2 separate regions of the Homo sapiens genome follow, and region 2 is linked to region 1. The links are chromatin loops, found by intact Hi-C in ENCODE. Cell type or tissue: endothelial cell of umbilical vein. All regions are shown on one strand. Each heading gives the region's core, and the rest is flanking DNA. Links, peaks and the distances in the headings are about the cores only.

Region 1 (11,187 bases), core at 1,210-9,209:
GGTTACACTGGCTTGGACAGAACGAAGTGAGTGAAATTGGGCTTCATCTCCAATGATCAGGTCTTTCTGTGTATTCCAGGCAGTCTTCCCTGATTGTCAGGAACAGTAAATTGATTGTTCAACCACATCCTCGAATGTAAATGAGAACCAGAAACAACACGGGAAGAAGCTGGAATTTTCTACATAATTGGGTTTCAGATGCTCCAATGCACTGAGAGAGGACAGTGGACATCAGGCTGAGGGAAGAATCAGAAGGTACCTGGGAGGATGGGAGTTGGGGAGGGAGGTAGTCTCTAAAATCAAAATATGTATGGTGGCTCTGGTGGCTCACGCCTGTAATCACAGTGCTTTGGGAGGCCAAGGCAGGAAGACTGCCTGAGCTCAGGAGTTTGAGACCAGCCTGGGCAACAGGGAAAAACCCCATCTCTACAAAATGTACAAAAATTAGCCCAGTGTGGTGGCACTCACCTGTAGTCCAAGCCACTCAGGAGGCTGAGGTGGGAGGATGGCTTGAGCCTAGGAGGCGGTGGTTCAGTGAGCTGAGATCACACCACTGCACTCCAGCCTGGGTGACAGAGCCAGAACCTGTCTCAAAATATATATATATATATATGGATGTAGTATATCTATACATATATATATTTATATTTATAGAGAGAGAGAGAGAAAGAGGAGGAGGAGGAGAAGGAAGAAGGAGTCAGTCCGGGGGATCCAGATTCTGTATTTTTGAGGCTGGGCAAGGTAAGGGAGGAGTAGGGCTTCCGGCTGCGGCTGGGCTTGGTGGATTCCATTTGGCTCAGCTTCTCCTGGAGAAAACCAACTTCAGTGAGATGACTGCATCACTGGTGTTGGAGCCTCACTGAGAGCAGCAGATAAAAAGAGAGATGCAATCCTCTCCTAGAAAGAGAAGGCACAGATGCTCAGAGCCAGGCAGGAGCAGTCTGCTGTGCACAGGGTTTAAAGGTGACCTCATCACAGCAGGCCCCAGAGCGGAGGAACGGCATCAGGGTGGGGGCATGTGGACCAGACATCGCCATTTACCCTCTTCCTCTGCCTGCCTCCATCCCCACAGCAGGACTCAAAAGCATCTGATCTTACCTGGGACTTGAAAACTAACAGGGCCAGGGCCACTAATTGTATCATTCAATAAATGTGTATAAAGGACCTGCTAGTACCAGGCATGCTGCTGTTATAGATCTAATTCTGAAAAATATTGCAAGGGAGTTATTCACAGAAAGAATCAGACTTCGGGTGAGTTTGAAATGATTGTAGGTTGCCAGGTGAGGTGGCTCACGCCTGTGATCCCATCACTTTGGGAGGCCGAGGCGGTGGACCACCTGAGGTCAGGAGTTTGAGACCAGCCTGACCAACGTGGTGGAACCCTGTCTCTACCAAAAGTATAAAATTAGCCGGGCATGATGGCACCTGCCTGTAATCCCAGCTACTTGGGAGGCTGAGGCAGGAGAATCGCTTGAACCAAGGAGGCGGAGGTTGCAGTAAGCTGAGATCATGCCATTGTACTCCAGCATGGGTGACAAGAGCGAAACTCCATCTAAAAAAACAAAACAAAAAAGAAGAAAGGAAGAAATGATTGTAGGTTAGTGGGAGAGAGACCTCTAGGTGTGACCAAATTTACATTCACTGATGGGTCAATGCCAGTACATGGCAGGCTGATAAACAGCTGGCACAGCTGATAAACAGCTTTGCCACTGAGTCATTAGAGCAGAATGCCTGACTTGAAGCCTACCGTTTTCTAGACATGCGATCTTGGGCAAGGTCCATCACCTCTCTGGGCTTTAGTTTCCTCCTCAAAAAGCTAGAAATGATCATCGTATCCAATTCATAGAGTTGTCACTATGAGCCTGATTCACTTGAAACATTCTGTAAGAATTAGGGACGGTGATGATAATAATAAGCATTATTATGCTAAATTTGTTTGAAACTGAGGAAAGGGCATGTACATATCATTTCCATTTCAATTGATGATCTAGGTCAACAATTGCTCCAACTGCAATTTGGAATCTTTTGTGTGATCCTTGACAAGTATACCTTGCTAATTATATCAATTAGTGTTAGTACAGTTGGCTTAAACATTAAAATTAGTTTATATTTTTAAAATCATAACTACTTTCTCTGTGGACCCAAATAGATTTACTTTCTTAAATAAATGGCCTAGAGGATCTGGAAGGGAAGAATGGATTCTATACCTTCCCAAGCTAGAGACAGTCCAGAGAAGAACGATACAGGTGCAGAAAGACCAGGGATATCTGGAACATGAACCAGAGACCCTGGGGTGGGCATAATGCCACCCTTTGTGACTGGCACACCATAGGTCCTTGATTAGTGAGTGATTTTCATTATGATTTGGAAGAGGAAGTCATTGATTATGTGCAGAACTAGAGGGCAGGGCTAAGAGAGTTGGATTCATGGAGGCAGATGTTGGCTCCCTATAAAGAACTCCATTGCCAGTTTGTCCAGTAATGGATGAATAGACTAAGCTGTGTCCAAAAGTATGAGAATTTCCCAGCACTGGAAATGTTCTAGCTGAGGCAGTTTGACCGGTTGCCAAGATGATTGTAAAACATAATACTAAGTCGGCTGAGAGACAGGACTAGATAAAATTTTCCTTTCGTTTCTATGGTTCCATGATCTTGTGCTCGCTGTGTGTCTGTGTGTTTTCACAAAAAGATAAATGTGGAAAGGTATGAAACAGTGGGTTGCTCGTTGGAAGACAGAAGTTCCAATCCTGCCCTTTCATTGATGACCTTTAAGCAAATCGTTTGCCCTTCTAATCCTCAGTTACTCAACTGCAAATGATTTTCGCTCATTCCATTCAGCACTCAGGCACCACGACTCACTTATTCCTGCTCTAGCTTTGATTCTTGTCATTCTGCCACCCAGTAAGCCTCCCACGTCAGCTGTTCTAAAGCCTCACCCAGTGAAGAACACCTTGTCCACATGCTCAATTTGATTTTCTGCAACAGTATGTGCTGGATGTGGAGTTCACATCACACACTCCAAAATGTCCCTACCGTACAATGCCTGCCTCCAATCCCTATGCCAACAACTGCATCTGGCCACTCTCAAGTAAACTCGCGGGACCCTAGTGATGGTTCATTCATTCATGTTGAAAACTCCATTCTATTCGGTGTTACTTGTCTGATTTTTCTTCCTCTTACAGGGTTTACTCTAAACTCCTGAAGGATCTGATACAATAGCCCTTTGCGGATTAATGGAGAAAAGGTCTGAAATTATTAGCCTTGGTTGTCATTGGTTCTATGCTCCCACTTGCATTATAATGCCCTCCTCAGCTTGTCAGGGTGCCTCCTACCACCTTCACTGCAGCAACTTGCTGAAATGTCACTGCACCCTGTTTCAGCCCCCAGAGGACAGTCTGCTGTGTGCCACTTCTGGAGTCTCTCCTCTTGGCCCTGGGTCCCTTAAAGAACCTGTAGTTCTTGGTGACTTCCATGCCCCACTCTGGGGTCCAGTGAACTTCTAAATACCTAAACTTGCCAGTTTGACAGATAAATTAGTCATCTCTCTCCAGCCTGCATCAGGCTGCCATTTCCACTCAATGCCCACTCCTTTCTGCAATGCATGAAAGCTGCTTTGTGAGGCTTGCTGGATTTCCAGGATCACCTCAAAGAAGCTCGGCGTCATTTATCTCTCTTCTTGGATCCCAAAATTCCAAAGAAGTTCTCTCCTGCCCTCCTACCTCCAACTGTGACTAATTGTCTCCCTCCTTCTCCCTTCTACCCAGTTAAATGAGTCATTCTCTAAATATGCTGATGGTAGTGGTGCTGGGGATTGACTGGAATCAGATCACTGGTGCCCTCTGCCTTGCCTGAGAAAAAGGCCCTGGCTAGGCTTGTGAATTTCATGCAAACAGGTAAAGACATCCTGCCATGCTTTATATGGTGCCACTGCTAGCACAAGCCATGACTTTGGGCAGATTAGGGAAAGGCATCAGCTCTGGGTTAGAGGGTGTTCCTTCACACTGCCAGGACCTCCAGGCCTAATGGGGGCATTCCCGCAGCCAGAAAACCCAAGCTGAGCAAGGGCCAGCCTTTGCCCCACTCACTGGCAGGGCTTTGGGAGCTATCCAGACTTCTCAGTGGGCCACCCAGCCCTGGACACGTGCCCAGGGGGCAGCTGATCATTGTAGGCTCCCCCTAGACTAGCCCTGCTCACAAAAAGCCTTCACCTCTCCACACTCCCTCATGAGCTTATACTCTCCTCTAGTGTACTTGGTTGCAAGTTGCTTTTCAATGAAAATGAAGTGAGGGAAAGATGGTGCAATGTGTAATTACATCAGACCTGCCAAGAGTCAGACTTTTGATGTTGCTGATGAGTTCGTCCTCTTTAGGGAGGCCTGATGGCCTGCCCGGAAAGGACACAAATGTGAGTCAGAGGAGCTTGACGTTTGAATGCCAGTTCTTCCACTTACTAGCAGATCCCTTTTAGAACCTCGATTTGCTCAAATCAAAACGGGGATAATAATACTATCTGCCTCATGGGGCTATTGTATAAAACAAATGATGTAAATATATACAGTGGGCTGTATACCCAATTTCTAGGCACCTAAAATCTTTTTTCGTTGAACATTATCGTAACGGAATTAACCACTTCTATAACTAAATTGTTTAACTCTGGAATACGTGTTGATATGCAAAATATGTCTAACCATCTATTCCAAATAAAATACCACATCGAGGGATTGTTGCAATTAGGTCAAGGTTATTTATCTGCTAAATAGCTCACTGCCAGTAGGGGGCAGAAGTGTACACCTGTTTTATAAGAGCATTTACATTCTTTCCGTAGGTCAATAATAACTTAATTGTATATTTTAAAATAACTTAAATAATGTAATTGGGTTTTTTGTAACTCAAAAGATAAATGCTTCAGGGGATGGATAACCCATTCTCCATGATGTGCTTTTTTTTTCCAATCCTCAGAGACATCTGAAATGTGCTTATTTCACATTGCATGCTGTGTCAAAATATCTCATGTACCCTATCAATATATATACCTACTATGTACCCACAAAAATTTTTACAAATAATAAAAATAAAACTTTTTATAATAAAATAAACAATAAATACAACAAAATATTCAGAAAAGGAAGGAAGGAAGGAAGAAATGAAGGAAGGAAGGGAGGGAAGGAGGAAGGGAGCCCAGAGCCTAGGCCAGACAAAAGAGCCTAAGTATTGAGCAAACTCTTTCCTTTTAGCTACCTAAAACTTATCTTTGAAATAACTTGGCCGGGCGCGGTGGCTCACGCCTGTAACCCCAGCATTTTGGGAGGTAGAGGCAGGCAGATCACTTGAGATCAGGAGTTTGAGACCAGCCTGAGCAACATGGTGAAACCCCATGTCTACTAAAAATACAAAAATTAGCTGGGTGTGGTGGTGGGCGCCTATAATCCCAGCTACTTGGGAGACTGAGGCAGGAACATCGCTTGAACCTGGGAGGCAAGAGGTAGCAGTGAGCCAAGATTGCACGCCACTGTACTCCAGCCTGAGTGACAGAGTGAGACTCCGAGAAAGAGAGAGAGAGAGAGAGAACTCCTTGCCATGACACCAAACATGCTAGCAATGGTAACAATGATAATAATTAACATTTATTGAATGCATACTTTGTACCAGGCTCTGGGTTAATTGTATCACCCAAATCATCTGCTTCAATCTTCACAAAAACTATGCAGTAAGGACCATTGTTCCCATTTTACAGATGACAAATTGAGGCTTTGAGAGAAGAGCACAGCTTGATACGCCCTCTCTGTTTAAGGCCATTTTGAAATAGTTCTTTATTTAGCCAATTTTACTTGCCTTGGTCTAAATTTCTTACTTTTTCAATTATTTTCTTATTTCCTTTTGCAAATACAGAACTGTTTATACTACTGCTTCTCTGAGGTGCGTCTGTGCCAACTCAACACCACACAGTCCCTGCAGGACTTACCGTAACAAATTCCAAGATGATAATAGCTTGAATGTGTCTCAGCCAGGATTTTGGCTTTGTGTGTGTCAACTGAACTGAATATGTGCTTGCTGAAAAGTGACATTTTAAAGCAGAAAGGGAAAGATCAGCTTGTTCTTATTTCTTGTTTTCAATGGAAATATATACAGGAAATACTTAAAATGATAAAAACTTTTAAAGCCTATGGTTTTATGCTTGTTACTGCCTCTGTTAACTTTGTTCCCAGGACATAAATCTCACAGACTGCCCAGCATCTCAAAAGAGCAACAGTAGTAGGTAATGGGGGGAAGGTGTAGCTGCGCAAACCTTGGCTACTCTCCCAAAGGGGGATTCCAGATCCTCTCCACCTCCTCTTTCTTTCTCAGACTGTTGGCACTCCCTTTTGTCTTGAAGCTCCTTTCGCTTTTTCCTGCCTTTCTGTCTTTTTTCTTTCTCTCTTATGTTTTAGTTCCATGTTTCTGTCTCCAACTCTGCCTTTGTAGCAGCTCCTTTTCCTAAACCATCTCTTTCTTCTTCAAAGCCCACCTGAACAATCCCTTTCCCCTTTTCCTCATATTTTATCAGTTAAGTCCTTTTATTTCCAAAACTCTGACATGGCCACATTGGCAGCTTTGGTTGGCTCATTCAGTTCTGTTTCATTTCCCTGCCAGTGGGCCTAGTGCCTGCTGGAGACCGCAGACAGCTTCAGGGCCCAGGTTCCACGTGTGGCCTGATTCCCATCAAGCAGGCAACACCCAGGTGATGCCCGTGCCATCTGGGAAGCAGAAGCAGCATTGGCAGGTAGAGTCAGGGCTGCCGCAGGCAAGCTCAGCCCGGTCATCATGGGGGTAGTCTGTTTCCTTCTGCAGCAGCTCTAACAGAGCTCTCCACAGCTGGGCTCTAGCATCATGGATGGTGACAAGACAAGTGCAGGCCATTCAGAATGCCAGCGAGATTGTGGCCCACAGCCATCAGCTGTGTGCTGGTGTCCCAGTTCCCTATTCCCTGATCATAGCAGAGTCAGCCACAGGCCTAGTGAACAGTTCTGCAGTGTTGCTTTGGCAGACCCACCTGAAAATTCTGCTCAGAATCTGTTCTCGCCCACTAATGATTTGGAAAACGTACTTCCCGTTTCGATCACTTTAGTTAAAACTACCACTGAGTCCTACCCAATCATTAATTAGTAAAAGAAGTGATTAGAGACTGGGCTCAGTGGGTCATCTCTGTAATCCCAGCACTTTAGGAGGCCAAGGCAGGTGGATCACCTGAGGTCAGGAGTTCAAGACCAGCCTGACCAACATGCCGAAACTAAAAATGCGAAAATTAGCCAGGTGTGGTGGCATGTGCCTGTAATCCAAGCTACTCAGAAGGCTGAAGCAGGAGAATCACTTGAACCCAGGAGGCGGCGGCTGCAGTGAGCCGAGATCGTGCCACTGCAATCCAGCCTGAGTTACAGAATGAGAGAATGAGACCCTGTCTCAAAAAAATAAATAAATAAATAAATAAATCCACACTGGCTGTCAGTCAGCCTCCTCCCCACCAACCCCAGTTTATGCTCAATGGGCTCATTAATAAAGTAGTGTAAGAGGCTGGAATAAAGGTAAGACATGGCCCATAGAGGATTCCTTGTCACCAAGGCTGGCCTATCTATTGCCACTGGGCTGGCTTGCCAATTGCACTGCTACGCATCCAAATTGCCTGCAGCAGCAATCAACCTTGAAGCCCATTCTTTTACCATCCCTGGAGAGCCAGGCTGACACCCACCAGAAGGTTGATTGTGTTGGAACTGCTCATCACAAAGGGGACAAAAAATTGCCCACAGTGAAAAAGACTTATGCTAGATAAGAATTTTCCATATCTGGCCGGGCGCAGTGGTTCACATCTGTAATCCTAGCACTTTGGGAAGCCAAGAGGGGCAGATCACGAGGTCAGGAGATTGAGACCATCCTGGCTAACATGGAGAAACCCCGTCTCTACTAAAAATACAAAAAATTAGCCAGGCATGGTGGCAGGCGCCTGTAGTCCCAGCTACTTGGGAGGCTGAGGCAGGAGAATGGTGTGAACCTGGGAGGCGGAGCTTGCAGTGAGCCGAGATCATGCCACTGCACTCCAGCCTGGGCAACAGAGTGAGACTCCGTCTCAAATAAAAGAATTTTCCTTATCTGCCTGCTATGCTCCCTCCTGCAACACAATCTGCCTTGTCCATCATCCTGGTATCCAAACAATATTGTTTCTCACAAGAATCAAGGCAGTCAAATGGTTCTCTTCTCTTGCCACATACCTTGCCTGAGCAACTGGCCTATAGAACACTCAGCTCCAGGGCCGAGTGGAAAAGCAACACTTGGCCGGGTGCGGTGGCTCACACCTGTAATCCCAGCACTTTGGAAGGCTGAGGCGGGTGGTTTACTTAAGGTCAGGAGTTCGAGACCAGCCTGATCAACATCGCGAAACCCCATCTCTACAAAAACACAAAAATTAGCTGGGCATATTGGTGCACATCTGTCATCCCAGCTACTCTGGAGGCTGAGGAAGGAGAATTGCATGAACCCAGGAGGCAGAGGGTGCAGTGAGCTGAGGCCGCGCCAATGCGCTCCAGCCTGGGTGACAGAGCCGAGACTCCATCTCAAAAAAAAAAGAAAAGCAATATTTGTTAGGTTGGGGTGTGTTGTTCTTGATGTGGTTTTTTTGCTGTGAACCAGCACCCGACCATCTTGGGTGCTGTCTCTCCTATGGTCAGAACACGTTGTTCTGGATGCCAATGGTGGGAATGTGAGTGGCATCTCTTCACATTCCACCCAGTAATTTACTCAAAAAAGTCTGATCATGATCTATTCGACTGTGATTCTGCTTGTTCAGACGTCTGAGATCGTAAGAACAAAATTATTCCACCATTAGACACACCCGTGTTCCCGTAACTAAAAGCTACCCTTTGGCCATTTCAGGTTCCTTTTGTCCCTGAATAAACAATCCAAAAAAAAAGCAGGGGAGGGATTTACCACATTGACTGGGAAGAGTAGACTGATTATCAAGGGGAAATGGAGTTCCTGTTAAATCATACAGTTGATGGGAGAATATTCCTCAAACCCAGAAATCTTGTCATGTCAGGTGGTAAAAGTCAGTGGAAGACCATGGGAACCAACATGACAAGGACCTTCCTAGGGTTCATGCCATTCACAAAGGAAGGTTTGGATGACCCCCCCCTAAATAAACACCCTAGCCTGCTGAAGGCAAAGAGATCACAGAATTGGCAGTGGAGGAGGAAATAGACACAATAAATACCAAATAAACTTCATGATCAGTTGCGGAAATGAACACTGTTCATCGTTATAGCAAACTTATTTCTTCTTTCCACGCTGTGTCTTATTTTTTTCTCTCTCCCATTTTTCTACTATTGAGACAGCCAGGTGGGAGAGGGTCCCCAGAGAATCTCCAGCCTCTCCAACCGGCCTGAACACTGGGAGGAGCCACACAAGTTCATGGTATTTGCAACAGGGAGGAGCCTGGCCTGTCCTCTTCCTGTGTGGAAACTGGGATTCGAATGGCTGAGCAGGAAGTCCTCTAACGGGGACCCTGGCCTAGCTGAGAGTTCCTGTTTCCATCTTTTCTAACTTTTTTACCCAGTAAAACCCTGGGTTGTTGTTTTTTTTTTTTTTTTTTTTTTTGAGACAGAGTCTCGCTCTGTCACCCAGGCTGGAGTGTAATGGTGCAATCTTGGCTCACTGCAACCTCCACCTCCCAAGTTCAAGTGATTATCCTGCCTCAGCCTCCCGAGTAGCTGGGATTGCAGGCACCCATCCTCATGCCCAGCTAATTTTTGTATTTTTAGTAGAGATACAGACAGTCTATTGGCCAGGCTGGTCTTGAACTCCTGTCCTCAGGTTATCTGCCCACCTCAGCCTCCCAAAGTGCTGGGATTACAGGCGTGAGCCACCGCGCCCAGCCATAAAACCCTGTCTTACCATTCAAATTGTCGGCGAGCCTAAATTTTCATGGCTGTGGGACGAAGAACCCCATCTTCAGCTGAATTAAGGAAAAGTCCTGCAACACGATTTTACATGAGGCTTTTTGGTGGGTGTTAACTTCATAATTTTGTCCATAGGTTATAGTAAAACCATACAGGACTGTGGTTAAACTAAAGAAAGAAGGACTAAACCCCAGAGATGAACGCTGCAACTGATGACATTTGCGGTCCCTGCTTTGGGAAAAAAGTATTCTCATTTGCATGAGGGATGGTTTTATTGCCATCAAGAGAGCATTTTTTTGTTGCTATTGTGGTTTGAAAGTTTAAGTGTGGGAAGATGGGGACACATGGGTGTCAAGTGGTCAAAGCTTTGGTCTATGGCAAGAATTGGACTTTGGCTCCATCAGCTCCATCCCAACCCCCATGGACTTGGCTCCACTGCAAGCTGGAGGCTGAGAAACCAAAGACTACATTTCTGAGGCATCCTTCCAGCTCAAGTTTTTTATGTGACCTTCCCACCCAAGTCCTCTCTGAGCTGTGAGAAAGAATGGGAGCAGGGTGTTTAAACCCAAATCTGAGCTATGTTCTTAGCTGTGATGAAAAGTTCAAGAGTGTTAGGAGGCCGTGAGTGGTGGCTCAAGTGTGTAATCCCAGCACTCTGGGAGGCCGAGGCGAGCAGATCACCTGAGGTCAGGAGTTTGAGACCAGCCTGACCAACATGGTAAAAGCCCATCTCTACTAAAAATACAAAAAAAAAAAAAAAAAAAAGAAGTGTTAGGATCAGAATGGTGGGAGTTCCAATTCCTACTCTGCTACCTAATCCCTATGAGAATGTGGACAATTTACTGACCTTCTCAGAGCCAAGCCTCAGTACTCCATGTGTAAAATGTTTATCTGTAGCTAGAAGAATTATCCCAAGAAATAGGTGTAAACCACCTTGTAAAGTACCTGGCACAAATCATGAAATGTCATTTCCCTATCCCTTAACAATTGATGATCTCTGTGGCAGTCAGACAACTGGCCATATCTTTTTCAGGGATACAATGAGTAAAAAGTGTGCAACATTACAGGAATGATAAAAAAAGAATTTCTATTATCTAGCAGGGCACAAAGCCAGGGAAAATCTCATCCTAACTGGGGTCTGATTTCTTTTTGCAGGTAGAAAGTTATCGGGGTAAAACCTCCTTTAGAATACAGGGCCAATATCATATTAAAACTTCTGGACTATATCACTGTTTAAACGTATGGTTAAATGTACCTGAACATAG
Region 2 (11,187 bases), core at 1,006-9,005, 200 kb after region 1:
CTGGGAATGAAGGCAGAGTAGGGGAATTTGAGGACTGAGAAATACAGACACAGTGTAATATGGCCAAGATGGAGAGTAAGAACTAGCCAGCTGGGCACAGTGGCTCACACCTGTAATCCCAGCACTTTGGGAGGCCGAGGAGGGTAGATCACGAGGTCAGGAGATAGAGACCATCCTGGCTAACACAGTGAAACCTCGTCTCTACTAAAAATACAAAAAATTAGCTGGGTGTGGTGGCACGCACCCATAGTCCCAGCTACTTGGGAGGCTGAGGCAGGAGAATCACTTGAACCCAGGAGGTGGAGGCTGCAGTGAGCCAAGATTGCGCCACTGTACTCCAGCCTGGGTGACAGAATGTGACTCCGTCTCAAAATAATAATAATAACTAGCCAACTAGAGAAACCTCACAGGACTGCCTGATTAAATCCCACTTGAAGCTGGTGATTGTGAGCTTATGATGGAATTATTTTGCTGTATTGTGTGACTTTCTCTAGCAAGCAGATCAAAGATTTTTCCTGGGATTGTTTTTTTTTCATACAAATGTGACTGAAACACAGGGAGGCCATGGAGCTTTGGGCATTGGTGTGATTGCTGTAGAGGAAATAAGGGAAGTGAAGAAAGGACAGGCAGGGAGGTTGAGAGGAGAACAAGGATGTCCCGATAACACTGAAGAATGGTCCCGTGGAAGTAGATGATCGAGTAAGCAAGAAGGCGAGATCCCTGTAGACAGAGCCAGGTGACGCAGTTCCTTACATTGGAGGGAGGACAGGATGTGGCCACAAGAATGGGGAGCTGAGGTAGAGTGGAAAAGGAGTCTAGAAATGAGGGGATTGAGGAACAAAAAAGACAAGATGTATCACATGTGGATACTGAAAAGCTGCAAGATAATGGCAGGACCTAGGATGGAGAATTGATGCCAAAGGGTTTGATGACTGAGGAAGACGGACCAGGAAGTCAGTAGATGTCAGCGCCGAGGAGACAGTGCTCTAGCTGATTGAGTTTCAAATAGATTGACATTTTCATTTTCTCCCAAGGAGTTGGGAATAATTGTCTGGAGGCAGCAATGAGAAGCAAGGACAATATCAGTGACCACATCTAAGTTCCCAAGATCATAGCTAGAAAGTGATGATGCTGACATTTGAGCTCAAGAACCTGAAAAAGAGGCCGGGTGCAGTGGCTGATGCCTGCAATCCCAGTACTTTGGGAGGCTGAGGCAGGTGGGTTGCTTGAGCCCAGGAGTTCGACACCAGCTTGGGAATCATAATGAAACCCTGTCTCTACTACAAAAAATACAAAAATTAGCCAGGCATGGTGGCGTGTGCCTGTAGTCCCAGCTACTTGGGAAGCTGAGGTGGGAAGATTGCTTGAGCTTGAGGAAGTCAAGGCTGCAGTGAGCTGCGAGCTGTGAATGCACCACTGCACTCCAGCCTGTGCAACAGAGTAAGATCCTGTCCCCCCCCAACCCAAAAAAAAATCCTGAAAAGGCAGCATTATTACTCTCCTTGTTAGTTGTGGGGACTGGCTTCCAATCTCCTTTCTCCTTTAAGACCATCTACCTCCATGTCTGTATTTTTTCCTCTTCATCACCTCCTCTCTCTAAGGAGACTGTTATTCTGTTTATTCTGTGAGATTTATTTCTTCTGACTTTCTCCCACCAAATTCAGAGGACAGAAGTGCTAGAGCAGGCAAAGAGACAAGAAAAGGCAGAGGAATTTCAGCATCTCCAGGTCTCTGAAAAGCATGAGAGCATGAGGAAGAAAAGACTGGAATCTCAGTTCCAAGTTCACCCTTGGAGTTGTGCAACAACACGTGGTCAGACGAGATAGAAATATAATGGAAGAAAAAAGAGGGTGGGCTTTCTGGAGCACAGAAAATGGCTGACCCCAGTAAGGCTCCTAAGTGACTCCGCAGATAGTTATTTCATCATTCATTTGCACAGGAAAGACCCAGGAAACCTCAGAAGTATCCCACAAAAAAAGAGCATTTCCCCACTTTCTGTGAAGTCAAACTAGATGGGAAGCAGCCAGTGTCAATTCAACCACTGACAGATTTTTCTCCTTATCAGCATTGCTCTTTATGGGTATAATTCAGTTTCTAACTGTCATTGCCACCTACTCCATGTAAGCAAGAGTTTGGTTGATATAAATTGGAACAGTAATAACTTTACTTTAAGGAAGACAAGAATTCATCTAATGGGTCTCCAAGAAGGGCTATTTCACCTGGGTCCACTTTGTGCAGGGCAGAGCGGGTGGCAGCCAGTGTGGTGTGATCTGGAAGGTCATCCCACTAAAGCTGTCCCCCACTGGGCGCTGGATTCCACCCAAGGCCACTCACTCTCTCCTGATAAGCATCCAACCTTCCTTCAAAGTGACATTACCCAGAGGACTGGCTGATCGTGACTAGAGAGTAAGTGTAAATGCATTTATCAAGAGACATTTATTTCTCACTGGAGACAGGACTGCCATTTAAGAATATCAGAAGGCAGGTGTTTAACACATCAGTTGTTTAGCACATTACGTTTCTTTTCAGGCTTTCTTTTCTATCTAAGACCACACACACTCCACTCCCCACCCCCACTGCCTCGCAGTCAGCAGGAGAGGAGGGGCCTTGCGGCTCAGGGACAGACAATGCAACCCCGTGATGCTCAGTGGAGGAGGGGAAGGTAGGCCTTATGGAAGGTGTGTGAACTTCAAAATCTCATTTGAAAGATCCTGTACTTCATGTCTGTTGGCATCACCACCACCACCTTCTAGAGTCTCCTCCTTCCTTTATGGAAGAAACCTGGGATGATGTTGCCTGGATTCCCTTCCCTGTATGACTGTAGGTCAGTCTGACAATGAGAAACACTTCTGTGAAATTTGGAGAGTGGAAAATTAAAATGACCAGTATTCTCCAAGGCAGCTACCTTAATTACAGTCAAACCCAGTATAGAATTCCTTCTCAGAGAGGCCTTTGGATAAATATAAATACCCCTTACCTTAATAATATTTAAATTCAAACGCCCTGAAGCCTAGAAGGATATTCTCTAACATAACCAGAGTATATAAAAATAAAATACTGGCCAGGCATGGTGACTCACGCCTATAATCCCAGCACTTTGGGAGGCAGAGGCGGGCAGATCACCTGAGGTTAGGAGTTGGAGACCAGCCTGACCAACATGGAGAAACCCCATCTCTACTAAAAATACAAAATTAGCTGGGCGTAGTGGCGCATGCCTGTAATCCCAGCTACTCGGGAGGCTGAGACAGGAGAATCACTTGAACCTGGGAGGCGGATGTTTCAGTAAGCCGAGATCGCGCCATTGCACTCTAGCCTGGGCAACAAAGCAAAACTCCATCTCAAAAAAATAAAATAAAATAAAATAAAATAAAATAAAATAAAATAAAATACCATTACATTTAAAAGGCAAAAGATGTACACAATTTGAAGAGAAACCAGAGTATACAATATCATTATATTTAAACAATTACTAGAAAGTGTCAGATGTTGCACTTTTATTATCTTATTTTTTGAGACAGGGTGTCACTCTGTCATCCAGGCTGGAGTGCAATGGCACAATCATGGCTCTCTGCAGCCTCAACTTCCCAGGCTCAGGTGATCCTCCCACCTCAGCATAGGTGTAGTGTAGGTCTAGGTATAATCTTAGCCGTGTAGCTAGGACCACAGGCGCCCGCCACAACACCCGGCTACTTTTTGTATTTTTTCGTAGAGATGAGGTCTTGCCGTGTTGCCCAAGCTGGTCTTGAACTCATGGGCTTAAAAGATCCGCCTGCCCCGACCTCCCAAATTGCTAGGATTACAGGTGTGAGCTACCGCGCCTGGCCAGATATTGCACTTTTAAACCCAGAAGTGCAAGTGGAAATTTTTCTGTAAATGTATATAATGTTCACATTATCTGGGTACTGTTAGAACCATTTAATAAAAGATACCAGTTTTTACCATTTTAACATATTTAACATTATATATATATATAATGTGTTATGTATACTTATATATCAATATGTTGGTTCCATTTCTCTGGAGAACTCTGGCTGATAGAATAACCAATCTTATGTTCTATACTTTGAAAATATTAATTCATCCAGTATATGTTCACTGAGCACCTACAAAGTACTAGGGATATAGCAGACACTAAGATAGATAAAGTCCCTTCGGTTCTAGCTCTATTTTAGAGAGAAGAAGCAAACAAAAAAATAATTAAGCACATAACAGGTGGTGACAAAGCAAGGTACGAAAATAGAGAGTGACCCAAGGAGGCCCATTTTGGAGAGTGGTCTGGGAGGTCCTCTTTAATAAGGTGCTATTTAAGCACTCTGCACGCAGTGAGGAGGCAAGGCTGCAGATGCCTGGAGCAAGAGCGTCCTAACAGGTGGAACAGGAAGACCCGAGGCCCGAAGACCGAGTGCATTTGACTGGCCCGGGTATTGTCATTGCACATAGAACTGCAGGTAATAATATTTTGGTCCTACGGAAAGTACCCTGGACTGCAGTCCGGAGACAGGTCCTGTCACTACATAGCAGTCATTTTTCTCTTCCAGTTTTTAATTCCTTATGGAAAAGACGAAGAATCAGGACCAGGCAGGTGTTTCCTGTCCAAAATACCCAGAAGGCATTACTCCCACAGCGGTCCTGCCTTCCGCATCCTCCTCCCAGTGGTTTCCAATGTACAAACACAGGCTCTAAGGAATATTTTAATAAAGGAGTCTGTGTAACTTTAACTCAGTGTTTCCAGCTTTATTTGGTCTCAAACCCTATTTCTACTACTAACAAAACAGGAGTCACTGAAAACACGTTTAGAAAAGTGAGCTCAAATAGCAAATTTATCTCTAACATTCTCTGAATAATGGAAAATAAAATTGTACACCTCAATAGCCTCAGCTCTCCAGCTAATAAATATATATGAGTTTAAAATAAAAAGGCTGGGCGTGGTGGCTCACGCCTGTAACCCCAGCATTTTGGGAGGCCGAGGCGGGCGGATCACCTGAGGTCAGGAGTTCGAGACCAGCCTGGCCAACATGGTGAAACCCCATCTCTACCAAAAATATGAAATTAACCAGGAGTGGTGGTGCATGCCTGTAATCCCAGCTACTTGGTAGGCTGAGGCAAGAGAATCACTTGAACCCAGGAGGCAGAGGTTGCAGTGAGACGAGATTGTGCCATTACGCTCCAGCCTGGGCAAAAAGAGCGAAACTCCGTCTCAAAAAAATAAGTAAATAAAATAAAAAGACAGGAGAGAGAGCAAACTTTTAACTTCTTTTTAGCAGCAGAACCTTTTCTACCTACAAATGCCTACATGAAACATCTGGAAACAAAATATAAAACCTCGGTCTGGATTCAGTGTGAAGTCAACCTGCTGTCCATCGCAGTAGCTGTAATCACACTGCCCTCTAGTGTAACCCTCGGGGGAATTACAGCTAAAATGACTACAGAAATCTCTCTCAAACTTTCAGCCTGAGAGCTGGCCAGGACGGCTGTGAGCTACGCAGTGGTTCTCAAGGTGAGGTCCACAACCAGCAGCAGCAGCAGCAACACCTGGGAATTTGTTAGAAATAAAAAATTTTGGTTTCACACCTTCCCCACAAGTCCAACTGAGTCAATAACTGGGGATGAGCTTAGCCAAGCAGTCCTTAATCCCTCCAGATGAGGAACAAAATCATGGCTCAGCCCAGCACCCACAGGTAATTTTTTTTTTTTTTTAGACAGAGTCTCACTCCGTCACCCAGGCTGGAGTGCAGTGGCACGATATTGGCTCACTGCAACCTCCGCCTCCCGGGTTCGAGTGATTCTCCTGCCTCAGCCTCCTGAGTAGCTGGGACTACAGGCATGTACCCCCATGCCCAGCTAATTTTTATATTTTTTAGTAGAGACGGGGTTTCACTATGTTGGCCAGGCTGGTCTCGAAGTCCTGACCTTGGAATCCGCCTGCCTCGGTCTCCCAAAGTGCTGGGATTACAGGCGTGAGCCACTGCGCCCGGCCAGGGGTAGTAATTTTTTGTACCATGTTGTGTTCAATTAAGAACAAAAAAGCATACTCAGGGCAGCCTATTGAAAACCAAAAAGTTCATAAACAGAAGAGTTTCTATGCTTAGCATTTGTTCAGCAGTTTTCACTTGATGCTGTGCTTTCAGATTCAATAGGAGTTACATCCACCCCAACAATAAATACCACTAGACCCAATTTCATTGTACTACTGCCAGGAATAACAAAAGGTTCTAGAATAGACCTAGTCATCTTTTCTTTAAAAATTTCTGCGTGTGGGGGTAATGCTAGTTGTGAAAAACAGGTTTTGTATTGAGAAGTAGAGGTGAAAATTCTGTAAAACTAGCCTGTGTTTAACATATATACAGTTTGGTATTTCCAGCTCAAGTGTTTGTTCTGGCCAGACGTGCAGCAATTACGCTCTGTTCGTGACCGGGGAGACTGGAGAAAAGTACATGCGTGAATCAGTGCAATTTCCCCACAACTGCAAAAAAAAAAAAAAAAGTAACTTTCTTCCTTCCAGTCATCCTTCTTCCTTCTCCAAACGCTGCCTGAGCACTTAGGGTAGATGAAGCCTGTGTTAACAGAAAGCATGGATCCTGCCCAAGGTTCCCTTGGAGCATCAGCCTCCCACGCAAGAGACATCTTCATTTCTACCATGTTACACTTGTTCCCAAATATGATAACTTGATAAAGAAGAGAGACCTGTAAAAAAGACAGCAATGGTTACAAACATTTGAATCTCAGAGGGGAAAATCAATATAAAATAAATTACAAAATGAGTAATGACTAAACTATTTTAAAATGTATACTTTTTTTATGAAAATTGCAATTTTCTTAAAAAGGCAGGTCACCTAAAAGGGTTAAGCACCCCTTTATCATGTCTGCATTTCATATAGTATCTAGTTTTTAAAAATAACACTGTAGGCCAGGCGCGGTAGCTCACGCCTGTAATCCCAGCACTCTGGGAGGCCGAGGTGGGAGGTCAGGAGTTTGAGACCAGCCTGGTCAACATAGTGAAACCCCGCCTCTACTAAAAATACAAAAATTAGCCAGGCGTGGTGGCATGCACCTGTAATTCCAGCTACTTGGGAGGCTGAGACAGGAGAATCGCTTGAACCTGGGAGGCAGAGGTTGCAGTGAGGCGAGATCGCATCATTGCACTCCAGCCTGGGCGACAGAGCAAGACTCTGTCTCAAAACAAACAAACAAACAAATAAATAAATAAATAAATAAATAAATAAATAACACTGTAGTCCTTTATGTGAACATCTAAGTTTTCAAACAACCACCACACGGGGTGTAACTAACATTTATTACCTAGCTAAAGATAACAAAAACAAACTGGAAAATTTCACTCCATATGTAAATATAGATTCATCTGTCCTATTTGTATTTAACAAAAGTGAAAGTATTGATACATGGAAAATCAGAATACAGTAGATTTAAATGAAATATTTTAATTAAAGATTTAATCCCACATTTTGTGCAAATGATTAAAAATTCAAATTAGGTGTAGCACAATCTGTGTCAGCTTCCTAGGGTGGTTTTAATGACATACCATAAATACTGGTTGGATTAAAACAACGTGAGTTTATTGTCTCACAGTTTTGGAGGCTAGAAGTCTGAATTCAAGATGTCAACAGGGCCATGTACCCTCTGAAACCTATCGGGGAGAGCCCCTCCTTGCATCTTTCAGCTTCCGGTGTTTACCAGCAATTCTCGGTATTCCATGGCGTGTAGATCCATCATTCCAATCTCTGCCTTGGTCTTCACATGGCTGTCTTCTCACTGTCAGGTCTGTCTCTGTGTCTCTTTTCCCTTTCTTATAAGGACACCAAGTCATTGGATTAAGAACACACCCTACTCCACCATGACTTTATCATAACCTAACTAATTACATCTACAACAACCCTATTTTCAAATAAATTAACATTCTGAGATGCTGGGGATTAGGACTTCAACGTGTCTTTCTGGGGGACACAAGCAACCCATAATAGTCTTCCCCTTTGCCCCAAAATTCATCTTTCCCACATGCAAAATATATCCACCCCTTCCAAATATTCCCAAAAGTCTTAACCATTCCAGTATCAACTCTAAGTCCAAAATTTCATCTAAAGGTCATGAACTCAAAGTCCCAAATGTTGTCATCTACATCACTGATGGCTGAGACTCAGAGTATGAATCACCCTGGGGCAAACTCTTCTTCATCCATGAACCCGTGAAGTCAGACAATGAGTCATCTGCTTACACAATACAATATCTAGGCATAGGACAGACATTTTCATTCCAAAAGGGAGAAATTGGAAAGAAAAAAGGGGTCATGGGTCCCAAGCAAGTCTGAAACCTAGGAAGGCAAGTTCCATTAGATTTCAAGGCCTGATACCTTCTGAGACTGAAGAAAACTTACAATTAAAAAAAAAAAAAGACTTCAAGGCCTGAGCATAATCCTCTATGGCCTGATGATCTTTTACACCCATATGGTGGTTGTTTAAAAACTTAGATGTTCTCATAAAAGACTACAATGTTTTTGTTTGTTTGTTTTTGTGATGGAGTTTCACTCTTGTCACCCAGGCTGGAGTGCAATGGCGTGATCTCAGCTCACTGCAACCTCTGCATCCCGGGTTCAAGCGATTCTCCTGTCTCAGCAACCTGAGTAGCTGGGATTACAGGTGCCCGCCACCACGTCTGGCTAATTTCTGTATTTTTAGTACAAATGGGGTTTCACCATGTTGGCTAGACTGGTCTCGAACTGGTCAGGAGTTCGAGACTGGCCTCTGCATCCAGCACTCCAGGCTTTAAGTCATTCTTGTTAATTTTATGGTCTCTTTCAGTCCAGAATGGCAATGTTTCTCCTGGTATAAAATTCTCAAAAACGTTGTCAGCCTCCCAAGAAATTCATGGTGATCTAAGCCATCAGACAAGAGGGCCCTGCACAGATCTTTCCTGAACAACTACATCTCTATTCTTGGCTTCTGATGAGATAAATGATTGGATCCATGAGCCACACACCTCATTTATTTAGCAAACACTTGTTGAGCCATACTTTTGACATTTCTATAGTATACTATTTGGACAGGTGGAGAATTTTCCAAATCAGGTACTGCTTCCTTTTTGCTTAGCAGTTCCTTCTTTAATTTATCTCTTTCTTCTCACATTTTATTACAAGCAACAAGGAGACAACAGGCTTCCCCTTTGCACACTTTGCTTGGGATTCTCCTCAGCTAAATATCCAAGTGCATCATCACTTACAAGTTCTGCTTTCCTTCCAACACCACGACATAATACAGCCAAGTTCTCTGCTGCTTTATAACACAGATCAATCACCTTTCCTTCAGTGTCCAATAAATGCTACCCCTTTCCATCTGAGACCTCACCAGAAACACCTTGTAATGTGCATAATTCTAGAAACATTCTGTACATGGTGGTACACGTATTCTCTAAGACAATAGAAGCTTTCTTTGTAGCTCTCCTCTCTTCCTTTTGAGCCTTCATCAGAATTGTCTTTCCCCCAGCCCACCCCCACTCCGCCAGGCAGAGTCTTGCTCTGTCGCCCAGGCTGGAGTACAGTGGCATGATCTCGGCTCACTGCAACCTCTGCCTCCTAGGTTCAGGCAATTCTCCTGCCTCAGCCTTCTGAGTGGCTGGGATTACAGGCACGCACCACCACGCCCAACTAATTTTTGTATTTTTAGTAGAGATGGGATTTCACCATGTTGGCCAGGCTGGTCTCGAACTCCTGACCTCATGATCCACCTGCCTCAGCCTCCCAACGTGCTGGGATTACAGGCATAAGCCACTGCACCCGGCCCAGAATTGCCTTTAATGTCTGTATTTCTACCAACAATTTCAGACATGTGAATCTAGGCTTTTTCTATGAAGTGCTTCAAAACACTTCTAGCCTCTACCCATCACAGAATTCCAAAGGCACTTCCACACTTTTACATATTTGGTATAGCCCCGCCCTACTTTTCAGTACCAAAATTGCTATCAGCAATTCATTGAGCCTTGTGATTTCCTGGGTGATAGAGAAACAGGCCATTGAAACGAGTCCCTAGTCCTAGCTCATGGCATCCAAATAGCAAGATCAGTGACATAGACTATTCAATGTGAACTAGGAGGAAATCTGCCTCATCACCATTAAAAATGATGAGACTACATGGTCAGTGGGTGTTAAGCAACATTGCCAGGAAAAACGGGCAGGCCAAGGTTCAGATGGGAAATGTTGGCATGCAATGTTGATTTAAGTAATCTGGATAAAAAATACTTTTCATGCTGAGACACGAGTCATGAGGCGCTAGAATATAGGGATAACTTCCTTTCAACTCTTTAAAAAGTACATATGGTAAATATTTGCTGATTTAGACTATGTAGAGAAGAATCAAAATGAATCAGTAAAACATCCAAATAGGGAAGTATGGGTGTGGAAAGCATGTATTTTGAGCAGAATTTAACGAAGCCGACCAAGGGTTCCCTATGGAAGGAACTATGGAATGAAGGACTGAACATTTGATTAAAGAGCAGTTAAGAATGATTTATTGCTAGTCTTACATAAGTTAGTATTTATAAAGTGCTTTCAAACAATGTAATTCCTTAAAGAAACAGTTTTCCTTGCAACCTTAATTAAGTCATAAATTTACTTTTTCAATCTCTCTCTATTCTTACAGGATAGCCTTGAAATTGATTTTGTAACCTTTTACATTGGTTTTTGTACAGATGATCAACAATCTATATTAGCTGGGTCTGACATTATGAGCTTTTATTTTATCACCAATTCATTGGTCCTTGTGATCTTCTGGGTGACTGGGACTAGATGAGATTTTCAAGGAAAAGCAAGGGAAAGACAGCTGTATTTATTATACTAGGTGCTGCTTGGATTCCTCCCCTATTGATCTTATTTACTCCTTACAAACAAAATAGTGGATAATTTTTATCTTCTCTTAATCAGTGGGACTCAGGTTAAGGAATCTGAGTAAGGTCAGCTAGCTGTGATTAAGTACAACAGAAAAAAATATCTGATGGCCACATCACAGTAATACCTGGGATGTTTATGAAATACCAAGCTGCTCAGAGCAGCCCACCAGCTCTGCAATAGCCAGAGCCCCCAAGTTCCAGGATTCCCTGTCTATAGCAACACTAGGATAGACCAGTGGCCCAGACCAGAAGTCCACTGCTTTCTCTGCACCCATCTTCCTTGCAAAGGTTAGA

The links. Hi-C counts contacts between places; a loop is a spot of excess contacts. Peaks named below come from ENCODE experiments on the same cell type or tissue, not always from the same donor. Only the 100,000 strongest peaks of a DNase experiment are listed, where the experiment ranks them.
Region 2: it touches region 1 in a loop (14-fold over the local background); 31 of 110 quality-filtered maps call a loop at or near these places.

What each region holds. Positions count from the first base shown.
Region 1 is chr2:227,856,002-227,867,188 of GRCh38, reverse strand. No RefSeq gene overlaps it. Among named protein-coding and RNA genes, the nearest start is that of DAW1, 10 kb to the left of the region's middle. RefSeq lists an enhancer at 6,263-6,762. In endothelial cell of umbilical vein, for the core only: a CTCF peak has its summit at 4,740 (motif pointing right); DNase peaks (open chromatin) are centred at 3,778, 4,378 and 4,768; H3K27ac peaks cover 1,440 bases.
Region 2 is chr2:227,652,638-227,663,824 of GRCh38, reverse strand. No RefSeq gene overlaps it. Among named protein-coding and RNA genes, the nearest start is that of SCYGR5, 8.6 kb to the left of the region's middle. In endothelial cell of umbilical vein, for the core only: a CTCF peak has its summit at 5,389 (motif pointing left); DNase peaks (open chromatin) are centred at 5,394 and 8,204.